Regions from separate parts of the Homo sapiens genome. Here region 2 is linked to region 1. A link is a loop called in an ENCODE intact Hi-C map of the cell type or tissue named here. Cell type or tissue: K562. All regions are shown on one strand. Each heading gives the region's core, and the rest is flanking DNA. Links, peaks and the distances in the headings are about the cores only.

Region 1 (10,500 bases), core at 4,623-7,122:
ATATTAGTAAAGCAATGTGCAAATGGATTTAAAATGGTGCACTGGGATATTAAAATTCCAAATGTCTTGTTCAACAATTACTGGTGGGAGTGTGGGTTTTGTTATCAGAGCAAATCCTGGCAGATAGTTCTAACAGCATGAATCATGTAATGGGATAGTGTTGGCCCAGATCCCAAGTGACATTTGAAAGGGCCATTTTCTCAGCTTAAGTTTAGGAAAGTTAGGCTAAACTTAATTGGAGTCAAGGTCCATTTCTGAATGAACTCAGGAAACACCTTGTAAACTAGAGTAGTTGACTTTAAAAGCTCAAATTAAGTCACCCACGTGGCAAAGATTTTCTGTCACTAGAGCTACTTAAAGTCCTCTGTGACAAGTGAATCCTCTTTGTCCTCATTAACTCTGTTGGTGTGATGGAGCCTGGAGGGGCACAGAGTGTAGTTCAACCCTCTCTCAAAAGGACACTTTAGATATAGACTCATCCAATGAAAGCCATCGACTCTTAGAAAACATGCTATTTTTGTCCTGGTGAATCTGATTTTTCAGGTAAGTGTTTAATATGGGATTAGGTGCATTAAAGTCCACCTAATAATTAGCAAGACAAATTATTGGCCTTGGTCACCCTCTGCAGTTTGTATTATTCTTTCCTTTACTTCTGAACCTGGATTAGCATTGGTTATGCACTAAGCCCTTTGAGTTCATGTTCACTGTTGGTTATTGATATATAAAATCTGCACCTGACTGCCACCATGAAGGCTAGGATTTGAAGGAACTGTCCCTTGATATTCAGGTATGATTTCAAGTGGATGAAACAAGAAAAAGTATATAGTTAGTATTCCTTGACTAACTTGTATTCTAATGTCTAGATAATACTTTGGATCATCCAGCTGCATCTCCCCCTACTATTTAGACTACTTTCCTATGTGCTGATGATATGGTTCAATTATCACGTGCCAGGAGTTGCTACAACAGATGGTTGGGTCTATTTGTTTTTGAGATTTTCCTGCACATTTTGTGAATGATTGGTACTGACCACCAAAAGTGTTTCAGGCTACAGATAAAATGTTGGGTTTTTAATGGCTCATTCCCTGATGTTTTGGGGCAGAATGCAGGATTGTTACCTGAGAAACGTTCCTGCTCCTGGTACATGTATTCCCTCTACCTAGCATAAGGAAAAACACATTGTAACTTCTTGAGTGCCCAAGTAAGGTGTCCTGGTGTTATTTTCATAACATTCTAATTGTATTCTTTAATTTTTATGGAAAAGTTTTAATAAATCAGTGTTCTGTCTAGCTAATTGTCAAAACAAGTAGCTCTGTCCACATTCAGATTCTTTCCAGAAGATGGATACTACTTGGGCACAGTGGCTCAAGTCTGTAATACCAAAAGTATGGGAAGCTGAGGCGGGAGGATTGCTTAAGGCCAGGAGTTCTAGGCCAGCCCCAGCAACACAGAGACCCTGTCTCTACAAAAAATAAAAAAAAATTGGCTGGGCATGGTGGTGTGCTATAGTCGTAGCTACACAGGAGGCTGAGGTGGGAGGATCACTTGAGTCCAAGGAGTTCGAGGTTACGGTGAGCTATGATTGTACCATTGCACTTCAGCTTGGGCAACAGAGTGACACCCTGGTACTAGAAAAAAAGCAAACAAAAAATGAAAAGAAAAAAATTGACACTAAAATATAAAAAAATGGTCTGAAGGATAAGCACTTCATCCATTGTTCTACATCTATTTTATTCTGAAAATCAACTACAATGTACTTAGACCACGGGCTTTGGTTCATCATAGAATTGTTATAGTGCCCTTTAGAATTATGTCATTGGCATTAAAAAGGGGCATTATAAAAATAATTTATCTCTTCCATTATTATAGGTAGGAATATTATCCACAGTAGTGTCTAATTTCCTTATGGATACAAGATTATCCTTTGGTTTCAAATCAGCAAAGTGGTATCTTCTAATCTTATGGTCCCTGAATCCTAATCCTTTAGGAAACATAATAACAAATTTACTAGCCTGGCCAGCATGGTGAAACCCCATCTTTACTACAAATACAAAAATTAGCTGGGCATGGTGGGATGCACCTGTAATCCCAGCTACTCAGGAGGCTGAGGCAGGATATTTGCTTGAACCTGGGAGGCGGAGGTTGCAGTGAGCCGAGGTCATGCCACTGCACTCCAGCCTGGGAGACAGAGTGAGACCCTGTCTCAAAACAAACAAAACAAAAAACAAAAACAAAACAAAAAACCCCCCATAAATTTACCGTCCTTCTTTAGGAGTAGAACAGAGTGGTGTAGAATGTATTTTATTTATTAATTTTATACTGGCTTTATTATTTCTTTACAGCTGTGTTTCCTTTAACCCACTTTCCTCAAATATTTATATTTTTATTTTCCATATTTTTTGTATGCCATCTGAATTCCTTTGTGGCTTGAGGTGTATATATGTAAATAATGCTTAGAAAGAGGAGATAAGTAATATTTCTTAAATGTATAAACACATGTAAGTACAAGTGTGAAAAAACAGTAGAAAGAAAATTCTTATCAGTATATGTTCAGTCATACTTACAATTCATCCAGTTTCTGGAGAGGTGCAAAAGTATTTTCATTTAAGTGATTAATTTTGTTTTTCCTCATCACTCTGAAAGTAAAAAGAAAAATACATTGTAACTTCTTTAGGTAACCGACAAGAATTACTAAAGAGAGGAACGGTATGCAGAAACAAAGATAATGAATATACAGTACATTTTTCACATAAAGACATTTTGAAGTAGTATAAATTATCCAATTTAATTTTAATCCTAAATTTCTCAAATGTTTTGATGATGATAATAATAGAAATTCAAAATTTTAAGTGAAATAGGGAGGAAGAGCTTTGCACGAGAAATGGTGAAAACCCCAACTTTTGAGAATACAGACTGCATATCTTGCAACCAAGAGCATAGGAGCTGTTTTAGACTTGTCTTTTCAGTCTGCATAGCATGACTGTCTAACAAAATAGCCCACCCACCACAGCACTCCTACTCATTTGTTACTTGATGTGATTTCGGGCGGATCTGCCTAAGGAAGTCCACTCTTAGCTGAACCCCTTTAGAAGAATCTCTAATTTGGGATGCTGAATCAGTCTGTTTAACTCTTGACATTTCTGCACTGATCTCATGTGTTACCAGCTAGCCTAGAGGACCAACTCAGAACTAAGTTTTAAAGGGCTTTTAATTTTTTAAACATTGTATGACATGTCTTCAAATTGTCCTTTCCCATTTATTTCCTCACTGCACTCCAAACCATTACCACCATTTCCCAATATTCTTGGACCTTAAAAGCACAACACCTGCCAAGAGGAAATCCACAAATAATCTCTTAATACAGAGGTTTCCTTAAAAAATAAATACAAGTACAATAGAAAAGAAATTCTAAGTTTTTCAGATATCTATTTGTTCTGTGTCCTTCAGGTGCAATTTGGTTTCCTTTGGGCAATTACTATACACTATTTTGCATTATTTATATCAAGCACCCTGTACCTGAAGATTGCTGAACTCAGGAGGAGTTCAAACTGGAACTCATTGGAACCCATTGGAATGGGGGGAATTGGAGAAAACATATGGTAATATCAGTGGGAGCTATTGTATCGCCTATATACAGGGGTCCTGTGTAGTCTAGGATAATGGTTTTCAAATCATTCCTGTGGTAACACACAGTAAAAAATGTGTTTTATATTGGATCATAAAACACACACACACACACACACACACACACACACACACACACACACACCCTAAGGCTCATGAAACAATACATTTATTATCTGCATTGCAGTCTGATATAATCTATTCAATTAAATTCTGTTTCCCTTAAAAATGCTGACAAGGGTATAATAAATTGTGCTATATATTACTTTCATCACCTACTTATTAGTTGCAATCCATAGTTTGAAAAACATTCTGGTAAAATAAGCTGTGAATAGGAGAGTTGGATTTTTTTTTACTGAAGGAAGACCTAACATCCTTTACTTTTAACAGAAAATACCATGTGAATTTAAAATAGGCCAGAGATGCATAAGAAGGAATTACACTCATTAACACTTCAAGGTTTATCTTGATGTCCATAATTACATCCTCAAGGTTGTGAACATTCAGCAGTATTTTGTTTTTCATTTTGATTGTAACTATTTTTTCACAATTGTAAAGAAAAACTTAATTTATACCATAATAATTTGCAAAGGATAAACATTCTTATAGGCTAAGACTTCAATTTAGTGTTTCTCAAACTGAGATCCAACAACAGACTCTTGATGTTCTTTGGGATTTTTTTTCCATAAAATGGGTGTTTTTAAATTTTATTTGTAAGAAAAGATAATATTACTTCAAAAGCATAGCATATTACTTACAAAACAGTTAAATTACTGCAGGAAATAAAAGTCAAATTTCTTAAATTATGGATATGGTTGCCTTCAAGGTCCCTGGAACATAAAAATAAAACGATACAGCTAAATCTTAATCATGGAGAGAAATAAATTGGTTAAAATTATTTGCCTTCTAATAAAATATCTTTTCTTTACATACTGTTTATTTCATATAGACTCTCACTTGTAGCCATTTCTATTACAGCTGAAATTATATATATAAATATCTATATTATACACTTTTTTCTATGTTAAAGGTAAAAATGTTTTGCGTCCCATCTGTATCATGAGTGCATACGGGCATGTATATGAGAAATTGAAAAGAACAAGAAGTCAAATTGAAAACATTTGTTATGATAAACACCTAATTTATTAACCGATATTTCATAATGAACCATATGAAACATTTGTCCAAAGTTACCGATGGCATTTCCCTAAGTGGTGTGATTTTATTTTGCTACAGTCTGCATCAGATTCTATTATTGTTGCAAAAGCTGCTGCTGCCAAAACAATATTTAGCTCCTACCTTTCCAGCCTAATCACTCCCCAGAAAAAATCCTCAATAATCTTTTACTATTGGGAATACCCTTATTTGCTTTTTATATTGTCTCAAAGGCCAGCGCAGACAGAGAGCAAACAGCAGACTGCCTTAGGTTCTGCATCTCCAATTCAGAGAGCTGCATATATCTCTATCTCTACATCTATCTATCTATCTATCTATCTATCTATCTATCTATCTATCTATCTATCTATCTATCTATCTATATAGATATCTAAATATAATCCTCCTGGGGCTCCCTTGCTGTGTGATGCCTATGTCACCATAAACCTCCTTATGGTCTAAGCATAAAAATGTATCAAAATTTTTATGTTTTACTGTCTCTTCGTGGTTATCTTGAAGTTACTCTTTTATTGTTCCTCTTCTTTCATAAGTGAGTATATGGTGGAACTTTATAGAGCAGAGGAAGAGAGCTGAGGTTTAGGGATAGACTTTCAAAAGTAAATGCCGGCCCTTAAATCTATTCAGCCTCTTCTAACACTCAGCTTACTGGTCACCATGTAACATAAAGCTGTTCAGGAATAATTGTCACTAAAACATGTGAGCAGAAGTGTGATACAGCTATTAAAATCTGAAAGGAAACATGGAAAGTATTAATAGAAGTGCCTATACTCCACTGCCAACATGTGAGTCAGTTTTATTTTAGGTGCTGCATTAAAAATAGATGCTGACAAATCAAATATATCTGTAAAATCTGGAAGACCAGGATGTACGGTATCTAGAAATCAAGGCAATTGAAGAATATGGGGTGTTATTTATAACAAACAAAAACAAAATGAGAGATATATTTGAAGTCAGGCTATAGAATATATCAGGGGTTTTCTATGTTGCATTGGGTTGCAAAATTAGATTGACTGATCGAGGGACATAAAAAGTTTCAAATTTAAACCCAACTTAAACCTATCTAGCAATCTATGATATCCAGAGAAGTTGTTTCTTTTTACTACAGGTATTTAGCACAGACAATGTATCATATCTCTATAGTTTTGTAGACAGGATTTTTGTACTACATGGGATATTGTATTAGAATCTTAAATGTGGATTCTAGATCACCCTTCCAAATTTCTGTTATTCTATTAAGTTGGAAGCTAATCACTTATAGTGCTACTTTTTTTGGTCTTAGTTTTGGCCAAGGCTTTTGGTCTCTCATAATGTATGTTATCTGTGACAGGGACTGGCCATTTCCTTCTATTTGGTTGCTAATCATTACCCTGAATCTACCACCAGGTGGTGATGCTCTCTTAAGTCTCACAAAATGCGCTTAATGAGGTGAGTTGATGTTCCTATTTAGTTACTTACGTAACTGTTTTCTATTAGGCTGGCAAAAATATTTGTTAGTACTAATTTACTAATTTGTGAAAATCAAAAAGAGGCACATATTGGGGCACAAATTAGGACATTTGATTAAATTGGTAGTTTAATTTTGAATTTATTTTAACCTTGGGTTGTTTATTTACTGTTTTTCCCCCCTCCTGTGTTAATAATAAAAACATTTGGGGTCACATTTGTATGATGTGTTTCTATGGGCCTGTATATGAGCATACATATGAATATGTATATTTTCTTCCTAAAGTTAGGGGTTTTAGTCCTTGATAAGCAGGGATCTGGTTTGCAGCATACCTCTTAGCTGAAGCAAAAACAACAACAAAATCAAAATAACAACAAAAAATCTGTTTCTTGCTCCCTAGCTGCAAGCTTTAATGGAGTTAACGAAGGTTTTTTTATTTTTATTTCTATTTTTTACTGTGTTTAAACCACCACCCTTCCTATCTAATGAGCCTCTGAGACTAACCATTTTATTTTTCCCTTTATACCTGGTAGAATTGGATAAAAATGAAAACTTTGGTGGTTCTTCAATCTGAATAACAACAATAACAAAAGACAAAGACTATAATCTTGTCTATTCTCCCTCAACTTGTCCCTTAGTGGCATTCAAAACATGAAAATCTTACTCTCTATCTGCTTCCTCCTCTACCTTTTACATTTCTGGCTCCTATTTCACAGAGAAAACTGAGGTGATGAAGAAGGGAAAAGCCCTTGACTTGCTGCCTGACATCTGTAAACTTACCTGTATATGCACCTGGTCTCTTTCTAGTCTCAGAGGAAGAGATGACCCTTCTCCTGTTTTAGGCTAATCCCTCCATCTGTTTTCTTGAGTTTGGTTTGTGTATGTTTATGTCCTAAAATATATGGTCAATTTTGGTGAATGTTCTTTGGGCATTCTTTGCTTTCAAGTTCATATCTATTAGGATTAGGTGCACGTACATATAACAGAGACCCATCTATAATAGCATAAATACGCAGAGTTGTTGGGGTTTTTTCCCCCCAGGAAAAAAAAATCTAGAGTTGGGCAGTTCAGGGCTGATATGGTTGTTTTACAAAGTTGTTAGAAACCCAGGATCTTTCATATTCACTGATCACATGCCCTTGTCTTCATGGTACAAGATGTTGCTAAAGCTCAAGCCATCATATTCAGTTTTTTGTTTTCTGGATAAAGAAGGAAAAGAAAGGACTTGCATCTTTCTCTTTAAGGAGATTTTCCTGAAGTTCTACACTGTAATACTTCGACCTCCCTAGTCAGAACTTAAGACATATCCTATATGTGAATGCAGAGAAGTGTGGGAATGTAGTATTTTAGCTAGTTATGTTGCTGTCCCAAAGAAAGCAGTTCTGTTATTGAGAAGGGGCACTGAAGTTTGATATACACTGATTAGCATTAACTTACTAATTATGTTATTTATTTATTTTGGTTCTACTTGATCTTTTATGGAGTGAGAAGTAGTGGATTATCTTTTTTTTTTTTTTTTTTTTTTTTGAGATGGAGTTTCACTCTTGTTGCCCAGGCTGGAGTGCAATGGCACAATCTCGGCTCACTGCAACTTCTGCTTCCTGGATTCAAGTGATTCTCCTGCCTCAGCCTCCTGATTTGCTGGGATTACAGGCACCATGCTTGGCTAATTTTTTTTTTTTTTTTTGTATTTAGTAGAGACAGGGTTTCACCGTGTTAGTCAGGCTAGTCTCAAACTCCTGACCTCAGGTGATCCACCCGCCTGGGCCTCCCAAAGTACTGGGATTACAGGCATGCACCACCGCACCTGACCCAGTGGTGGATTATTTCTTACTGCTTATGTATGTCTACATTTTCTTTTGTTTTGGTTGCTATATTAATTTCTTTGGTGTGTATAGACTTATAATGTGATATCTTTTATTGGACATTGGCAGTTATAGCATTAAAATGTCATTGTGTTGTTTAATGCACATTGGCCAGAATTCCACCTACTTAGATAAAATATATGATGCCTGCTTTCTTTTGTTTGCAATTACATGACATACTTTTAAAAACTGTGTATACTTAAGGTATATAGCCTGTTTCGATATACAGTACATAGTAAACTGATTACTACAACCAAGCAAATTAACATACCCATCACCTTACATAGTTAATTTCTTTTATGGTAAGAGTGCCTGAACTCTACCCTTTTAGCAAATTTCCACTATACAATACAGTGTTATTAAACTATAGACATGCCATACATTAGATCTGTATGCTTATTCATCTCATAACTGTAATTTTGTACCCTTGAACCTACATCTCCTCATTCCCCCTGCCATGACCCATAGCCACGATTCTACTCTGTTTCTATGTGTTCAACTTAAAAAGAAATTCCACGTATAAATGAGATTACGCAGTATTTTTCTTTCTGTCTCTGGCTTATTTCACTCAGCATAATGTCCCCTAAGTTCACACATATTGTCAAAATGGCAGGATCTCTGTTTTAAGGCTGACTAGTATTCCATTGTATATATCTACCACATTTTCTTTATCCATTCAACTGTCATTGGACACTAAGGTTGACTAATATCTTGGCTATTGTGACTAATGCTGCAATGAACATTGGAGTGAAGATATCTCTTTGACATACTAATGGAATTTCCTTTGGATATATACCCAGAAGTGGGACTGCTGGATCATATGGTAGTTCTATTTTTAATTTTTTTTTTTATTTGAGATGGAGTCTTGCTCTGTCGCCCAGGCTGGAGTGCAGGGGTGTGATCTTGGCTCACTGCAACCTCCGCCTCCCGGGTTCAAGTGACTCTCCTGCCTCAGCTTCTTGTGTAGCTGGGATTACAGGTGCCTGCCACCATGCCCGGCTAATTTTCGTATTTTTAGTAGAGATGGGGTTTCATCATGTTGGCCAGGCTGGCCTCGAACTCCTGACCTCAAGTGATCCACCCACCTCTGCCACCCACAGTGTTGGGATTACAGGCGTAAGCCACCGCACCTGGTCCTATTTTTAATTTTTAGAGGAAGCTCCATATGTTTTCCATAATAGCTGTACTAATTTACATTCTCATCCACAGTGCACAAGAATTCCTTTCTAGCCACAACCTTGTCAACACTCGTCATCTCTTGTCTTTTTGATAATAGAGATTCTAACAGGTGTGAGGTGATACCTCATTGTGGTTTTGATTTGCATTTCTCTGATGATTAGTAATGTTGAACATTTTTGCATATGCCTGTTGGCCATTTTTAAGTATTTTTTGAGAAATATCTTCCCAGGTCTTCTTTCCCAGTCTTTTTCCTTTTAATAGGTGAGTTTAGCCTACTTATATTTATTGATATGATTAATATAGTTGGCCTTAGTCTGTTTTTTAAAAATATTATTACACGATTCCATAGGTTTAAAAAACTTTCACCTCAGGTTTTTTTTGTGTCTAATATTTATCTTAACCTAATGGTGTTTTAAAAAATTTATTTCTTATGATATTTACAAAGCTTTGTATATTCTATTGGCAATCTTTGTAACTTTACTCAATGCACTATACCTTCTTTCTTTTGATGATACTAAGAAATGATAAAATTTGTGTACATTGTCTTCCTCTCTGCTCCTCTGCCTCTCTTTACCATACAATATTGGTTAATTACATGCTTTTTATTAGTGTTCACCTTGGGAATACCACTGTCTATCTAATCTATGGATTTGTCCGTTGTTGTTGTTTTTTCCAGAGACAAGTCTCCCTCTGTTGCCCAGGCTGGAGTGTAGTGGCACAATCATAGCTCATTTAAGCCTTGATCTCTCAGGCTCACGCTATCCTCCCACTTCAGCCTCCTGAGTAGCTGGGACTGCCTACAGGTGCATGCTACCATGCTCAGGTAATTTTTATTTTTTATTTTTTTTTTGAGACAGAGTCTCACTGTCGCCCAGGCGGGAGTGCAATGGTGTGATCTCAGCTCACTGCAACTTCCACCTCCAGGATTCAAGTGATTCTCCTGCCTCAGCCTCCCGAGTAGCTGGGATTACAAGTGCCCACCACCACGCCCAGCTAAACGCTCAGCTAATTTTTTAAAAAAAATTTTAATAGAGACAGAGTCTCACTATGTTGCCCAGGCTGGTCTCAAACTCCTGAGCTCAAGGGATCCTCCTGCCTCGGCCTCCCAAAGTGTTGGGATTATAGGTGTGAGCCACCATGCCCGGCCAAAGATTCATCAGCTTTAAATGACATCCTTTGACTTTTAGCTATTTCTCTTTACAGTTCTATTGT
Region 2 (10,500 bases), core at 4,735-7,234, 820 kb before region 1:
AAAAAAAAAGAATATTGGTGCCGCCATAAACTCATGGTATCCCATTAATGGTCAACTATCATTCTTATGCACTCATACTTCATGTGTTTTTACTCAGTGCCTACTATGTGGCGCTTACATCATTATGTCCTTAGCCAACACTCCTGCACATCCTCCTCAAAACTATTACCAATTTTCTCCACTTTCTTCAGACTGCTGTCTCCCACAACCTCAGCAGATGTGATGGGCCGCTGCTTCATAGAACTAGAAGCCCCTAAGGGAATTCTTTTCTTTAATTTGATAAATACAATACAATATTGTTAATCATAGTCCCCCTACCAAGCAATAGAACACCACAGATTATTCATTCTATCTAATTGTAATTTGGTACCTCTTGACCAATCTCTCCCTATCTTCCCTCCCCGCATGCCCCCACCCCCCAAACGACACCACCACCAGCACCAAGCCTCTGGTAAGCACTATTACACTTCCTACATCTATGAGATCAACTTCTTTAGATTTCACATGTGAGTGAGACCGTGCAGTATTTCTCTTTCTATGCCTGCTTATTTCACTTTACATCATGTCCTCCAGGTTCATTTATATTGCCCTAAATGACACAATATTATTTTTTTAATGCCTAAATAGTATTCTGTTGTGTATATATACAGTCATGCATCACTTAATGACAGGGACACATTCTGAGAAATGAGTTGTTAGGCAATTTTGTCATTGTGTGAACCTAACCGCAGGTACTCAGGCAAACCTAGATGGTATAGTCTACTACACACCTAGGCTACGTGATATAGCCATTGGTGTGCCTAGGAGCAATACTCCTAGGTTATAAACATGTACAGCATGTTACTGTATTAAATACTGTAGGCAATTAGAACACAATGGCAAGCATTTGTGTATCTAAACATATCCAAATATAGAAAAGGTATGATAATATACAGCATGGAATACTATGCAGTCACAGAAAGGAACAAGATCATGTCCTTTGCAGGGACATGGACGGGGCTGGAGGTCATTATGCTCAGCAAACTAATGCACGAACAGAAAATCAAATACCTCACGTTCTCACTTGTAAGTGGGAGCTAAATGACGAGAACACATGGACACACAAAGGGGGAGCAACACACACTGGGGCCTGTCAGAGGGTGGGGAGTGGGAGGAGGGAAGAGCATCAGAAAGAACAGCTAATGGATGCTGGGCTTAATACCTAGGTGATGGGATGATCCGTGCAGTAAACCACAATGGCATACATTTACCTGTGTAACAAACCTGCACATCCTACACATGTACCCCTGAACTTCAAATAAAAAATTTGAAAAAAGCATGATAGAAATATGGTATGGTATAAAAGATTCTTAAAATCAGCCAGACACAGTGATGCACGCCTGTAGTCCCAGCTATTTGGAAGACTGATATGGTGGGATCGCTTGAGGCCAGTAGTTTGAGGCTGCAATGTGCTATGATTATGCCTATAGTTACTATACTCCAGCCTGGGCAACATAGCAAGACCCCATCTTGAAAAACAAAAGATTTTTTAAACAGTTACCTGTATAGTCAAGTACCATGAATGGCATGTGTAGGACTGAAAGTTTCTCTGGGTGAGTCAGTGAGTTAGTGGTGAGTGAATGTGAATATCTAGGACATGACCGTATATTACTGTAGACTTTATTATAAACACTGTACACTTAGGCTAAATTTATTTTTTAAAAGTAATTGTGTGCTCAATGAAATAAAAGAGGATACAAACAAATGGAAGAACATTCCATGCTCATGGCTAGGAAGAATTAATATCATGAAAATGGCCATACTGCCCAAGGTAATTTATAGATTCAATGCTATCCCCATCAAGCTACCAAGGACTTTCTTCACAGAATTGGAAAAAACTACTTTAAAGTTCAAATGGAACCAAAAAAGAGCCTGCATTGCCAAGTCAATCCTAAGCCAAAAGAACAAAGCTGGAGGCTTCATGCTACCTGACTTCAAACTATACAAGGCTACAGTAACCAAAACAGCATGGTACTGGTACCAAAACAGAGATATAAACCAATGGAACAGAACAGAGGCCTCAGAAATAATACCACACATCTACAACCATCTGATCTTTGACAAACCTGACAAAAACAAGAAATGGGGAAAGGATTCCCTATTTAATAAATGGTGCTGGCAAAACTGGCTAGCCATATGGAGAAAGCTGAAACTGGATCACTTCCTTACACCTTATACAAAAATTAATTCAAGATGGATTAAAGACTTAAATGTTAGACCTAAAACCATAAAAACCCTAGAAGAAAACCTAGGCAATACCATTCAGGACATAGGCATGGGCAAGGACTTCATGTCTAAAACACCAAAAGCAATGGCAACAAAAGCAAAAATTGATAAATGGGATCTAATTAAACTAAAGAGCTCCTGCACAGCAAAAGAAACTACCATCAGAGTGAAGAGGCAACCTACAGAATGGGAGAAAATTTTTGCAATCTACTCATCTGACAAAGGGCTAATATCCAGAATCTACAAAGAACTTAAATTTACAAGAAAAAAACAAACCCATCAACAAGTGGGCAAAGGATATGAACAGACACTTCTCAAAAGAAGACATTTATGCAGCCAACAGACATGTGAAAAAATGCTCATCATCACTGGCCATCAGACAAATGCAAAGCAAAACCACAATGAGATACCATCTCACACCAGTTAGAATGGTGATCATTAAGAAGTCAGGAAACAACAGGTGCTGGAGAGGATGTGGAGAAACAGGAACACTTTTACACTGTTGGTGGGACTGTAAACTAGTTCAACCATTGTGGAAGTCAGTGTGGCGATTCCTCAGGGATCTAGAACTAGAAATACCATTTGACCCAGCCATCCTATTACTGGGTATATACCCAAAGGATTATAAATCATGCTGCTATAAAGACACATGCACACGTATGTTTATTGCGGCACTATTCACAATAGCAAAGACTTGGAACAAACCAAATGTCCAACAACGATAGACTGGATTAAGAAAATGTGGCACATATACACCATGGAATACTATGCAGCCATAAAAAATGATGAGTTCATGTCTTTGTAGGGACACGGATGAAGCTGGAAACCATCATTCTCAGCAAACTATCGCAAGGACAAAAAAAACCAAACACCACATGTTCTCACTCATAGGTGGGTACTGAACAATGAGAACACTTGGACACAGGAAGGGGAACGTCACACACCAGGACCTGTTGTGGGGTGGGGGGAGGGGGGAGGGATAGCATTAGGAGATATACCTAATGTAAATGATCAGTTAATGGGTGCAGCACACCAACATGGCACATGTATACATATGTAACAAACCTGCACGTTGTGCACATGTACCCTAAAACTTAAAGTATAATAAAAAAAATAAAAATAAAGTAATTGTGTTACACTGTTATGACAGCTACAATGTCACTGTGATAGGAATTTTTCAGCTGCCTTGTAATCTTTTTGGACCACCGTCACATTTCTGGTCAGTCATTAACTGAAATGCTGTAATGCAGTGCATAACTATACATTTATTTTATCAATTTATCATTTTATCCATTCATCCATTGTTAGACACCTAAGTTAAGCCCATATCTGGGCTACTGTAAATAATGCTGAATCAACATGGTCTTTTGCCCATTTTGTAGTTGAATTGTTTGTTTTTTGCTGCTGAGTTGCTTGAGTTCCTTATATATTCTGGATATTAACCCCATGTCAGATGCATAGTTTGCAAATATTTTCTCCCATTCTACAGGTTGTCTTTTCACTCTGTTGTTTCCTTCACCAGGCAGAACCTTTGTAATTTGATGTAACCCCATGTCTTTATCTTTGTATTTGTTGTTTATGTTTTAAGGTCCTATTCAAAAGATTCTTGCCTAATCTCATGTCATGAAGTGTTTCTGTTTTGTTTTGTTTTGCTTTTGTTCTTTTGAGACAGGGTCTCCCTTTGTCACCCAGGCTGGAGTGCAATGCCGTGATCTTGGCTCACTGCAACCTCTGCCTTCTGGACTCAAGAGATCTTCCCACCGCAACTCCCTAAGTAGCTAGGATGACAGGCATGCACCACCCCACATGGCTAATTTTTGTATTTTTTGTAGAGATGGGGTTTGCCATATTGCCCAGGCTGATGAAGTGTCTTCCCTGTTTTCTTCTGGTAGCTTTATAGTTTCAGGTCTTATACTGAAGTCTTTAAATCATTTTTAGTTGATTTTTATATATGGTGAAAGATAGGGGTTCAGTTTCATTCTTCTGCATGTGAATATCCAATTTTCCCAGCCTTTTTTTTTTTTTGAGACAGTCTTGCTCTGTCACCCAGGCTGGAGAGCACTGGTGCGCTCTCAGCTCACTTCAGCCTCCACATACTGGGTTCAAGTGATTCTCATGCTTCAGCTTCCTGAGTAGCTGGGATTACAGACACGCACCACCATGCCGGGCTAATTTTTGTATTTTTAGTAGAGATGGGGTTTGGCCATGTTGGCCAGGCTAGTCTCAAACTCCTGACCTCATGTGATCCACCCACCTCAGCCTCCCAAAGTGCTGGGATTACAGGCATGAGCCATCAAGCCTAGCATAGAAATACTACTGATTTTTGTATGTTGATTTTGTATCCTACAACTTCATTGAATTTGTTTATCAGTTCTGAGAGTTTTATTGGTGGAATTTTTAGAGTTTTCTATATATAAAGTCATATCATCTGCAAACAGGGACAATTTAACTTCCTCTTTTCCAATTTGGATACCTTCTGATTCTTTCCCTTGCCTAACTGCTCTGGCCATGATTTCAAGTACTATGTTGAGAAGAAGTTATGAGAATGGACATTTTTGTCCTGTTTCTCCTCATTTCTTAATTAAATTGGTTCTTTGTTGCTGAGTTATAAAAGTTCTTTATATAATCTGTATATCAACTCCTGATCAAATGTAGATTTGTAAATATTTCCCCCAGTTCCACGTGTTGTCTTTTTATTCTATTGAGTGTCCATTGATTCCTAAAAGTTTTTAATTTTGATCAAGTCTAATTTATCTATTTCTTCTGATATCTGTGTTTTTAGTATCATATTCACAAAGTCATTGCCAAATCCAATATCATGAAACTTTTTCCCTGTGTTTTCTTCTGAGAGTTTTATAATTTTAAGTATTATGTTTAGGTCTTTGATTCATTTTGAGTTAATTTTGTGCATGGTATAAAGCAAGGCTCCAACTTTATTTTTTTGTACGTGGGTATTTTTCCAACATCATTTACTGAAACGATTGTCCTTTTTGTTGAATGGTCTTGGCAGCCTTGCCAAAATTTCACATACTTTAAGTCATCAGCATTTTCCTTCCAGTTATCTTACGTCAAATTGGCAGCCAGTGCCCTGCTTCTGGTTTTCATGTTGTCTTTTATAAAATGGTGGTTTGGACCATGGAATGCCCTGTAATGATTAAGAGCAGTGTTTTTATTTTAGATGATTTGGATTCAAAATCGGGTTTTATTACCTCTCAACTGTGTGTCCTTGGACAAATTATTTAGTTTTGCTAGACCTCAATTTTCTCATCTTTGAAATGGACATATTAATAGTATTCACTTTGTGTAGTTGTTTACAGAATCAAATAACATAATACTTAAAGGATTTAGTCCAGTGCCTGGCACAGAGTAAACATTCCATAGGCAGCACCTATGTACTTCAGATGCTGTCCGCCCCAACATTCTCTATACAGAGCCATATAGGAATATAGCGTATTCTGGGATCAGCTTCTCGAGTGCGGATCCTCAGATGTACAGAACAGAGGTAAGTTTCCTTGCCACTGCAATCTGATTATATACCAACCACCTTCCCACTGACTCGCCAAATGAAAATGAAGCATAATAAACTCTTATCCCTATGCCCTACTTGCTCCCTGGTGATCCTGTCCCCACAGGCAGCAGATGCTGCTTTTCACCTCACATCATCAAGCACCTTCCTGTGAGTCACATTCTGTACAGAGTTCTCTGTCACAGGGGCACCCCACTCCAGACCATCCACCTCTGCCTCTTAAGGACAGTCCCAGAAAGCCAGCCATGGGCATGTGCGGACCATTGCTTTATGGAAGGCAATTTAGGCCCTGCTCTCTGTTGTGGGCAAGGCACTGTCTCCTGTTGAACACTAGAGGGTGCTCTGTACATTTCTATAGGAGGTTCTGAGCCTGTACACTAGAGTGTTACTGAAATCACACAAATAGAGAAGCATAGGCAAAAACTTACCCATGTACATACATGTTTTCAGTTACATGGAGAGACATCCGTCCAACATCACGTACATAACACACCTTCACAAAATAGATATGTATATATAAACTAGCACATGTGCACACACACACACACACCCATGCACACAGTAACATGCCCGTAAAAACTCAAAGACATACAAACTAGAAACATGAAACATACATTCAGATAAAGGCACAAAGACCTACACAGATGCATTTACACACACACATGCACTCACACAGATGTACAGACATACACACCGGCAAAGACAGAGGTAGACACCCTCTACAGTCACTTTCACACCCGTGACCCTCACACCAGGTTGGGCTCATCATTTACATATTATAGATGGGGAACTGAACCCTCAGAGAGTCTGAGTGTTTTATCTATCATCACATGGTAAGAGCAGGTAAAGATTAAACTCCAAGTAAGTCCTCCAGTCAGGAGAAACACTATTTCAAAAGAGGTAAGTTGCCGCTCATATCTACTTTTTCAATTACTCCAGTCTTCAGGCCAATTCTGCTGTTATTCCTTGAAAGCTATTATTCTGAAAGTCCCACTTTCAGATTCACTAATTATTTAACTCATGGTCTGTTGCCAATTGAGTGTATTTTCTTGTTCATTTTATTCTGGCCAAGGATCAGGAGAGGAAACATTTAGATCATTCTATCATTGTAACTGTCTGTCAACACCCAGGATAATGGAGGGTGACTCTGTGGGAATTGTTCGCAGCCTTGCTCGCCAGTAAGAGAAGCCAAGAAGAAAGAGGAGAATGGTCTCTGATTCAGTTCTGCCTTTCAAATATCACACAAGTACATGAACTCACATCCAGAATGCTAGCTGCATTAGAGTGTGGAGAATATAGATTTTAACCTTTCAATATCCATCTAGAAGGAGAGTGAAATGAGGTTTGAGTAAGTTGTTCCATAATATTTACCACAGCAAAGTTGCACTTTTTTTTTTTGAGACAAAGTCTTGCTGTCTCCCAGGCTAGAGTGCAATGGCATGATCTCAGCTCACAGCAACCTCCGCCTCCCGGGTTCAAGTGATTCTCCTGCCTCAGCCTCCTGAGTAGCTGGGATTACAGGTGCCCGCCACCATGCCCAGCTAATTTTTGTATTTTTAGTAGACAGGGTTTCACCATGTTGGCCATAATGGTCTCGATCTCTTGACCTCGTGATCTGCCAGCCTCAGCCTCCCAAAGTGCCGGGATTATAGGTGTGAGCCACCACATACAGCCCAGTTGCAGTCTTTAAGTGGTGAAGCCAGGATTCAAAACCACACAATGTGGAGTCTGAGCCCTTCTCTTATTCAATAATCTTACATGCTCTTAAACAAATAATATTATGATTAATGATAATATTTTTGACAAGTGAGAACAAGGATCTCAAAAACTATGTTCTTAACTGTTTTTACTGGCTTCTCCAAAATGCAAAACCTGAGGCAGAAGAGACCTTGCACATAATTTATTACTTTATTAGGGAGCAGAAGTGAGTGACAAGAGAAGGGAAGCAAGGAGGGAGGGAGAACCAGTACAAGAATGCATTTTTGATCTGGCCACAGCTAAATGCAACTCATTGCTGGATCTGTAGAACTGCACCCCTGAGACGTTACATAAAATGCATCTTGGTAGGATTGGAAAGGGTGTCTGGTTTCCCATTAGTCAGAGGTTCACCACCAGGATGTTAATTTCACCATCACTTCCCACTTGCACATGCACCTCTAGGAGGCAGAAGTGACTGGACAAGGATGGTTAGTTAGTGTGGTTTTAATGGGCCTTGAATGATGGCTGGTGGATTTGGGGATTGATTCTGCAAGCACTGAAGAATTACAGAGATTTTTGAAAAGGAAAGTGACATGATCAAAAGGGAAGATTTCCCTAGTTGTATGATCTCTTTATAGAATCTTCATCATCTACTGAAGTGAAATATTTGTGGAAGTTTCCTTTTTATCCCTTGAGAAATTGGCATGGTAGGGATGAATGCCCATTCTCACTTCCAGAAGAGGCAGCATCAAGCAGGACCCATGGAAGATAGTAAGATTGGGTTGGCCAAAAACTAACTTGGCCAATGGATGGGACTTAACTGGAAAGTTTAATTCAAATTGAGAGAACTCCAGAAAGCAACAGAATAATATTTTGGTCTCCCTTGAGGATTTGGGAGTTATGGATTCGGAGGTTCTGCCTTCCCTCCCACCATCTTATCCACACAGGCACCTGGGCAAGGTAAGAGCCTGGCACTGCCAAGCCAGATGGTGGAAGCTTTTGCTGCCAGCATCCTCCAGTGGGATGGGGCAGACTGTGTTCCCTGCCGGCTGGTTTCTGAGTGCTTTCAGTATACAGCAAAATCAGGGTGGATAGTATAAGCAATCTTTCATTCGTATAGCTGTTTATAATATAAACCACTTGTCTAAATATTTACACATTTAATCTCCACAACTTTCAAAACCATTCTGATTCTCCCTCCTTACAGTTCTCTTCTACCCTCAACCAGAGCCATTCGTGAACTATTTATCCTCTCTGTGGCTTAAATGAAAAAAAAACTGGAAAATGCAACAATTCTACCAAATGATAGTCCTCACCTCAGGCTTTGGGGAAGTTATAAATGAGATAGTGTATAAAAGGTGCTTAGCACAATGCCTGGCACAATGAAGGCCCTTAACAAATATTAGCTGCTATTTTCATTATCATTGTTTTTGCTATAGAGTATCACAATATTTTTATTAGTACTATTATCATCATCATCTGGCATTTGGTTCCATTATGAACCTTCTAGAACTAACCCTAAATTATTAGGAGATAGTATAAAATGCCTAGCTTAACACCGAGCATAGAGTGTCACTCAATAAACACTAAAGATGTTACCTGCAGTTTCCCAAGGGAGGAGGGGTACAAAGTCACCGCCTCTAGCACTCAGGGATAAGTAATTCCAGATGCCAGCTCTGAGATCTTTTCCTAGTCACTGGAATTCTTACATGATCCTATGATGATGGTTGTTTAATGGTCAAAAGCACAGACTGTAGAACCAGACATCCTGAGTTCAAATCCTACTCTACCTTGGGTAGTTTACTTAACCTCTAAGTGTCTCAATTTTATATTTAAAATAAAGAAGTCAATTGTACTTACCCCATGGAGTTTTATAAAAATTAAGTGAGTTAATAAACATAAAAGAGCTTGGGAAAATACCTGGCACATAGTAAATAGCATATAAAAATTAGCTAGTAGTGCCTTTCTTTATTCCCTTCTGCCTGTGGGCTCACCTCATATTCTCATCCAAATTCTCCTCTCCTGCATCCTAAACACACACACACACACACACACACACACACACACACACACGGTCCCAGTGTCTGAGCCCCTGATCTGCTGATGGTTCCCAGTTGTAATAGTCTATACTAACACTAAGATACCCCATTATTATTGCAGAAATTCAACCACAAATGGTATGATGAGGTTGGAGTAATGCCAAAACTATCCTCAGGCTTCTGACACAAAGCCACAAAGAGCGACAGTACCTTAGTACATTAACAAAAATACAGAGTTCACTCTTACAAAGACCTACAAGTTTGACTTTCCCAAGTCTCATGATTGGCCAAGTTCAAAGATACCAACTGATAGTAACAAAGCTTTCAAAATCCTCATGTGTAAGCCAGCGTGTCAATTTATAAACTTTCAGCAAGAAATATATTTAGTTAGGGGTTTAGCACTTCATATTATCTAGCCAGCATATTTTGTTCCTATAGCCAAACTTCTCAGGTTACCAGGTCTCACTGGTTTACATGTGAGTTAGTTAACAGATCTAAATGTTAAACTATCAGGCTCTCAAAACATGATGCAATCCTCTCAAGAAAAGGTATATTATCTGCTCAAAGAACTGACAAGTCATTGGGTCAAGATGTTCTCTACCCAGAGTGCACCTATGTGGTCGTTGCCAACATTTGCCCCTAAAACAGGCTGATCTGTTTTTGTTTTTGATGTTTCTATGGATGACCAATTTCTCCCACTTCATTAATTAACATAGTATTTTGTAGGGGAAAGAAAAGAAATATGCCAATAATTTTAGTCAAGACTTGATCTGGACTATAAGATTATATTATGTATATTTATGCTGATGATTCTTGAATAGTTATGTATTTAATTCTTTCAGAGTAGTCTTATTGTCCTTAGTTCTATATTCTTGAAGGACATTATGTTATACCCCTAGGAAGTACCTACATTCTCTTTTGGACTTAATGATGATAGCTGGGCCCCTGGACTAAATATTTATTATAGATTCT

What was found. Hi-C counts contacts between places; a loop is a spot of excess contacts. Peaks named below come from ENCODE experiments on the same cell type or tissue, not always from the same donor. Only the 100,000 strongest peaks of a DNase experiment are listed, where the experiment ranks them.
Region 2: a loop joins it to region 1, with 3 times the contacts of the local background. A loop is called at or near these places in 2 of 110 quality-filtered maps.

Annotation. Positions count from the first base shown.
Region 1 is chr4:158,620,774-158,631,273 of GRCh38, reverse strand. RXFP1 (relaxin family peptide receptor 1) reads right to left here. Exons shown (of 18, transcript NM_021634.4): 10 at 4,383-4,454; 11 at 2,565-2,636. Among named protein-coding and RNA genes, the nearest start is that of C4orf46, 46 kb to the left of the region's middle. RefSeq lists a silencer at 43-337. In K562, for the core only: a CTCF peak has its summit at 6,177 (motif pointing right); a DNase peak (open chromatin) is centred at 6,173.
Region 2 is chr4:159,442,301-159,452,800 of GRCh38, reverse strand. No RefSeq gene overlaps it. Among named protein-coding and RNA genes, the nearest start is that of MIR3688-1, 320 kb to the right of the region's middle. RefSeq lists an enhancer at 5,855-5,904. In K562, for the core only: a CTCF peak has its summit at 6,119 (motif pointing right); a DNase peak (open chromatin) is centred at 6,130.